Regions from separate parts of the Mus musculus genome. Here region 1 is linked to region 2. A link is a loop called in an ENCODE intact Hi-C map of the cell type or tissue named here. Cell type or tissue: left cerebral cortex. All regions are shown on one strand. Links, peaks and the distances in the headings refer to the core of each region. The heading gives the core; the rest is flanking DNA. Region 1 holds the start of Hnrnpk (heterogeneous nuclear ribonucleoprotein K). Region 2 holds the start of Idnk (idnK gluconokinase homolog (E. coli)).

Region 1 (2,836 bases), core at 1-2,500, 240 kb after region 2:
CTAGTACATTGGCTTATCAGAAAGCAAACACTCTTTTGCTTAAAATCTTCCAAAAAAAAAAAAAAAAAAAAAGGATTCTGCTTCCAGCACACACAAGTGACATCCTAGTGCTACAGTAGTATATAAAAACAAGGTCTGATTCGAGGAAACTAAAATATTCCTAAAAGTGAACTGTTTTTAAAAACTATAATTGAGGAGAGACAGGCATAATGGACTTCTTTTAGACTAGATTGTCTCAATGAAGCACACCCTAACCACCTCCACCACCAGAGCCTTGCGCCCCCCCCCCCCGCAAGGGGTGTGGGGGACCAGTAATTCCGTCCTCAGCAACTTGCTTCATTTCATTACAACGGAAAAACTAGTCGACATATAATTTTGTTCACGAGACTAATTCTTGAAAAGACCACGTCTTATCACAAAACTAGTGTTATAGTAGGGCTAGTAGTAATTTTTTCCCCGCCTTTGGTCGTGACTGACAACACTAATCAATGAAATCTGCCAACTTTAAAAAACTTAGCGGCAAATACAAGGTACATTGAACTTTCAGACACAGAAATCTAAAGAACCAGATGGAAACGACCACCATTATTCAGCAAAGCCACGGAATCTTTAATCACCAACACCATTATTTTAGGCAACGTAAAAAAGGCTATTTCCCAACAATTTTACCTCTAACCCAACTCTCCAAGACTGCAACCAAACCATCACAACTGGTCCAGTTAACTCGTAGTCCTACCAAAGCCAAGGACCAACACAGGATCTTAAAGTCGAGGCATCACCCTCATGCCTTCTCCTATTCCAAAACGCCGGCAGCAAATGACGATCCCTCTGGGGACCACTTTAAATGCAGAGATCGGCCGGCCACTCCGCTAAACCCCCGGCCGCGGGGGTAAATGGATTCAGGCAAATCAGCCGGGTCTACGCACACAAACAGGCCCAGCCAGCCCTCTCGTCCCGCGGCCGCTGTTCCCACAGCGCGCTGGTGTTAACAGGTCCGCCGAGCGAGACCGACCGCGCGCGCTCGCCTCCCGCCCACGGGCCGGGCCTGGAAGCAGCGGCCAGCGACCGTCGCCGAGCGGCGAGCCTCTCCTCACCCGGATCCGACAGGAAATGGCGGCCCGCGTAATGGCGACTACGTGCGACTAGGCGGAGTCGCGCGAGACCCCCCTCCCCCACCCAGCACGCGGGCTCGCGAGCGCCCGTCCCCCGCACCTCCCCCACCACCCGAGACAAAGCCGCCGCGGCCGCCCCATCGGCCCCGCCGCGCAGCACCCCCCACCCCGGAGGTGGGGTGAGGAGGGAGGCCCACGCCGTGGAGGGACAAAGGGCGGCCGGGGCGCACACACACACACCACACCCGCGAGTCCACCGGACGGCCCGGCGCTCCCTCCACACGGGGCGCCCGCGTCGCAAACCCACAGGCCTCTCCTTCCCGGGTCCCTCAAGCCACCTAGCGCCGGCACGCCAACCGCAGGGGCACGCTCGGGGAAATGGCGGCGGTGGGGGGAGGGGAACCCGGGCAACGTTCCCCGGCGGGCCACGGCCGCCCCGAACGCCACCCCGGACAGCCGACTACGGCGTCCGACCCCGCTCCAGCCAGCGCGACCCGCCCGTCCCGCTCACCGCGCGAGTCCGCCGTTGCCTCCCGGCCGCGCCGCCTCCGACGGTCGGTCACTGCTAGACAGAGAACGAGGACAAACCCCCTCCCACTTCAGCGTCGCGCCCCATTGGCTGCCCAGGCTTCGGCGGTGGTGCGAGCGCGAAGCGATTGGCCCGTGGCCGCGTCAATTACGGCGCCGAGAACCCCGCCTTCCGCCGGCGACTCCCTTTGGGCTGGAAGGCCGCGGGCCTGAGAAAACTCGGGCATGGGGATAGCCCAAGCCGCCATCCCGGGGCGCCAACCCGCTCCGGGGACTCGCTACCCCGAAGCCCTAGCCCACCCAGATACCTACAGGCCGCAATCGAGTGGGAGACGAGCACGACGGCGACGTCCGTGCAGCGGAGAAGCAGAGGATAATGGCGTCTGCAGCGCTGTCGCCTGTAGCGCCCTCCTCCTTTCTCGTTCGCGCACTCTGTGGTGAGGGGGAGGGGAGTAGTGACAGACCTCTCGCGAGACTTCAGCGGCGCTGCTCACGTGTGCCGGGAGGGGCGACTGCGGGGGGATTTTCGAGCCCCGAGGGAGTTTGGCGCGATTGGAGGAGGGACGGTCGCCCCGTGAGCGCCCGATTGGGCGGGAAGAAGTGAAAGAGGGAAAAGAGAACCCAGCTGGGAACGGGAGAGGGAGAGCGGCGCGCGGCCCTGGGATCACGCTGCGGTGCGAGGCGAGGCGAGGCGAGGCGGGAAGGCCAGGTCGGTCGGTGCTCCGCCCGGGTTCCGCAGCTACCCGTTGTCGCGTCTCGCTCGCCCCCTCCCTCCCCGGCGCTGCGGGCTCTGCGCCCCCTCCGCGGCGCCCGGGAAACCCGCTGTGCTAACGGCTCCCCCGGCGGGGAGGGCGGGGGAGGGCTGGAAGCGGCGCCCGCTCCCAGGGAGCCCGGGGCTTACTTCCGTGTTGGGCCGGTGCGATGCAGACCCCCCGGGAACGCCGCGTAGGGAATGCCCGCGCGTCCGTGCTGCAGCGCTCCCTGGGACCCTCCCTGAGAAAGCTCGCAGGCACACTGCCCCGCCATGGCTGCCCCACCAGGGGAAGGGAGGGTCACTGCGGGTGCTCGCCTCGCTCCTCATCCTCACAGCAGAGCTCCACGGTCCCCAGACTCTGGCTGATGTCCGGATGTCAGCCTGTAGGGGTGACCTCCAGTTAGCGAGGCGTGTGTGCGAGCGCACCCTGTCCTACCTTTCC
Region 2 (2,904 bases), core at 234-2,733:
TGAGAGAAAGAAGAAAAAGAAGAGAGGAGAGAGAAGAGAGGAAAGAGAGAGAGAGGAAAGAGAGAGGAGAGGAAAGAGAAGAGAGAGAGAGAGAGATCTCCCGGCCCACTCCGTGTCCTTTCACTGCTGTCTTTGTGAGTAAACTGTCTGTTTCTACCACTGTCCCTGCATCCCGGTGGCTTCCTTGCTTCAGGACATGATGACCTGCAAATGCCTGCAGATGTCCTCTGGCTGCAGCGCCCAGCGGTCAGCGCTGGAGATGCGGGGGCGTGTCCCGTGACGTCAGGAACTGGGAGGAACCTGCCCCGGAAGCGGGCGCTGAGGACCTGGGAGCACGGTCATGGAGGCACCCGGGGTGCTGCTGGTGATGGGTGTGAGCGGCTCCGGAAAGTAGGTCGTTGGGGGGACTGGGGGACGGGCGGATGGGAGCTGGGAGGCTGTGTGGGCCCTGAGCCCTGGGAGCCATGCCTTTGCGGCCCCTGCTGAGGACCCCTGCTGTCCTGCCCCGCTGGCAGCTGCTCCCCAGGGTCACCGCGGACCGTGGCTAGCGACCCTTCTCAGCCTTACAAACCTGGGCCTGGTGGCACCTCGCAGAACAGTGTGGGAGGGTGAGAACCCCAAACCAGGAGGCAAACGTCGCCCTGGGTCTTTGTACAAAGCTTTGCCTGGGTGCATGGTCTCCCTAGTAGGTGAGTGTCTGGATTCTTCCAAATAGATTTTGAAAAGTGAGAAACAAGCTTGATCGTGTGCCTGCTCAGGCTGGAATGTTAATATGAAAGTGCTGCTAAAACTCTGCAAAATGTGCATTTTCTTCTCAGCCCAGTGTTGGAAGGTTCAGAAGTAAGCAAGCAAGCGGTAGGCATTTGGTTTGATAGACGCCATCTAACTGCAAGGTTCTTTAAACTGAAAGTGAAACGGAACAGAGTAACTCGGTGGTGGAGTGTTTGATTGTCGTGCCGGGTGTGTGTGTGTGTGTGTGTGTGTGTGTGTGTGTTCATTCCCAGCACCACAGAGTGAACAAACAAACCCCAGAGGCGAAAACCCCGCTGTTGTACGACTCTACCCAGAAACCCTTTCACTTCTGTCCAGAACCACACAAAGCCCATAGTACGAGCTCAGATTGTCTTTGTGGTAGAGACTGGGGGATAAGCCTGAGAGCATCACCGGTGTTTGTTTTCTGATGGAGTGGCTGGACTGGGCTGATTTGGAAACAGTTCAGGGGCTGGGGAGTCGATAGAGGCGCTGAATGAGAACTCAGTTGAGTGACAGGTACTGCAGGGTGAAAAACTAAGGGGAACTCTACAGGAGAGATGGAGGAGGGTGTTGATGGCACGGGATCCATCTCTGCTCCTGTTGGTGTGTCTTGTGTCTATGGGGTTTTGGTCTGAGTACCACAAGGGTGCAGTGCACACGGTGGTCAGAAGAGGGCACCAGAGTACCTGCAATGGGAGTTCCATACAGATGGTTGCAAGCTGCCATCTGGATTCTGGGAACCAAATCCAGAGGCCCCGGAAGAGCAGCCAGTGGTCTAACTGCTGTGCTACCTTACCAGCATTGTGTGTATCTGGTAAGCTAGCAGTGCTTTGAGATTTTACGGGCCTCCGAACTTTACAGTGTGCTGGCATTTAAACTTTTTATTAAACCCCTCTCATTGGATGTATCAACCACACTTCAGGGCAGGTCCCATCCTGGGGAGTAGTTGGCCAACAAAAAAATAAACTCAGTAGTATTTAAAGGAAAAAAAAACTCTCTCTTGAATCTTTGATAAAAGCACAATTTTCTTCATTCATTCAGTGTTCTCTCTTAAAATATAAACATTTATGCAGTAGGGACTAAAACATTCTCTCATTATTTTTGGTTGGTTGGTTGGTTGGTTTGGTTTGGTTTTTCAAGACAGGGTTTCTCTGAGTAACAGAACCCTGGCTGTCCTGGACTCATATTGTAGACAAAGTTGGCCTTGAACTCAGAGATCCACTTGCCTCTGATTTCTAGTGCTGGGATTAAAGGCGTGCACCACCATACCTGGCTAGTTTTGGGTTTTTGAGTTAGCATCTCCGTGTGCTATCCAATAGTCTAGAACCAACTGTCCATTTCCCTGCCTCCACTTCTTATATCTACCACAGAGCTACAAAACATTATTGAGAAAAAAACCTTTACCTGGTGTTTGTGTGTGTGTGTGTGGAATTATTTTTTAAGACAGTGTCTACATAAGACAGCCTGTGTGGGCTAGAGATCTCCTTAGAGAGATCCTCCTGCCTTTGCCTCCAAGTGTTGGGATCTCAGGTATGTGCTACCACCCCTAGCTCAGAGTTTTAGTTAGATATGATACATTGCTTTCTGGCTAATACACCTTCACCAGTATTCCTAAGGACAGTGAAGACCGTCTCTAGACTCCATGGCTAAGGGCATGTCTGCTTTGCGACCATGAAGGAGCCTGAATCTCAGCTGTGCATCTCTCAGGCACTCTTTCAGAACAGCTGGCACTCATATGTGTTAGGCAGAAATAACAATGTCTGTATTCTCTCCACAGATCCACTGTGGGTGCGCTGCTGGCCTCCAAGGTAACTCTCCTTGCCCACTGTGTTCTTGTCCACGGCTTCCTCCCTTTCTTCTGGCCTATGTTTGTGCAGATACCTCAACATGGTCATCCAGGTTTCTTCCTGGTAGTGGTAAATCAGAGCTATCAGTGAGAGAGGGGCAGCCCCAGACCAGTGGTGTCTACACCTGCCTGCCAGGAAGCTCCTGGTGGCTGTCACAGGGGCCATCATGCTGACGCTACGTCTATCTTTCCTTTTGTTCCTAAAGCTGGGATGGAAATTCTATGATGCCGATGATTACCACTCCGAGGAGAATCGGATAAAGATGGCGAAAGGGGTACCACTGAGCGACCAGGTAACATCGGCC

The links. Hi-C counts contacts between places; a loop is a spot of excess contacts. Peaks named below come from ENCODE experiments on the same cell type or tissue, not always from the same donor. Only the 100,000 strongest peaks of a DNase experiment are listed, where the experiment ranks them.
Region 1: it touches region 2 in a loop (3-fold over the local background); 1 of 42 quality-filtered maps calls a loop at or near these places.

What each region holds. Positions count from the first base shown.
Region 1 is chr13:58,400,441-58,403,276 of GRCm38, forward strand. It overlaps Hnrnpk (heterogeneous nuclear ribonucleoprotein K), which reads right to left and starts at 2,072. Exons shown (of 16, transcript NM_025279.3): 1 at 1,953-2,072. It overlaps Rmi1 (RecQ mediated genome instability 1), which reads left to right and starts at 2,157. Exons shown (of 3, transcript NM_028904.3): 1 at 2,157-2,349. In left cerebral cortex, for the core only: CTCF peaks have their summits at 1,397 and 2,032; DNase peaks (open chromatin) are centred at 1,148, 1,791 and 2,101; H3K4me3 peaks cover 2,482 bases; H3K27ac peaks cover 1,764 bases.
Region 2 is chr13:58,157,347-58,160,250 of GRCm38, forward strand. It overlaps Idnk (idnK gluconokinase homolog (E. coli)), which reads left to right and starts at 303. Exons shown (of 5, transcript NM_198004.3): 1 at 303-390; 2 at 2,531-2,561; 3 at 2,806-2,892. The coding sequence starts at 341. In left cerebral cortex, for the core only: CTCF peaks have their summits at 234 and 1,423 (motif pointing right); DNase peaks (open chromatin) are centred at 276, 793 and 1,411; H3K4me3 peaks cover 1,210 bases; H3K27ac peaks cover 597 bases.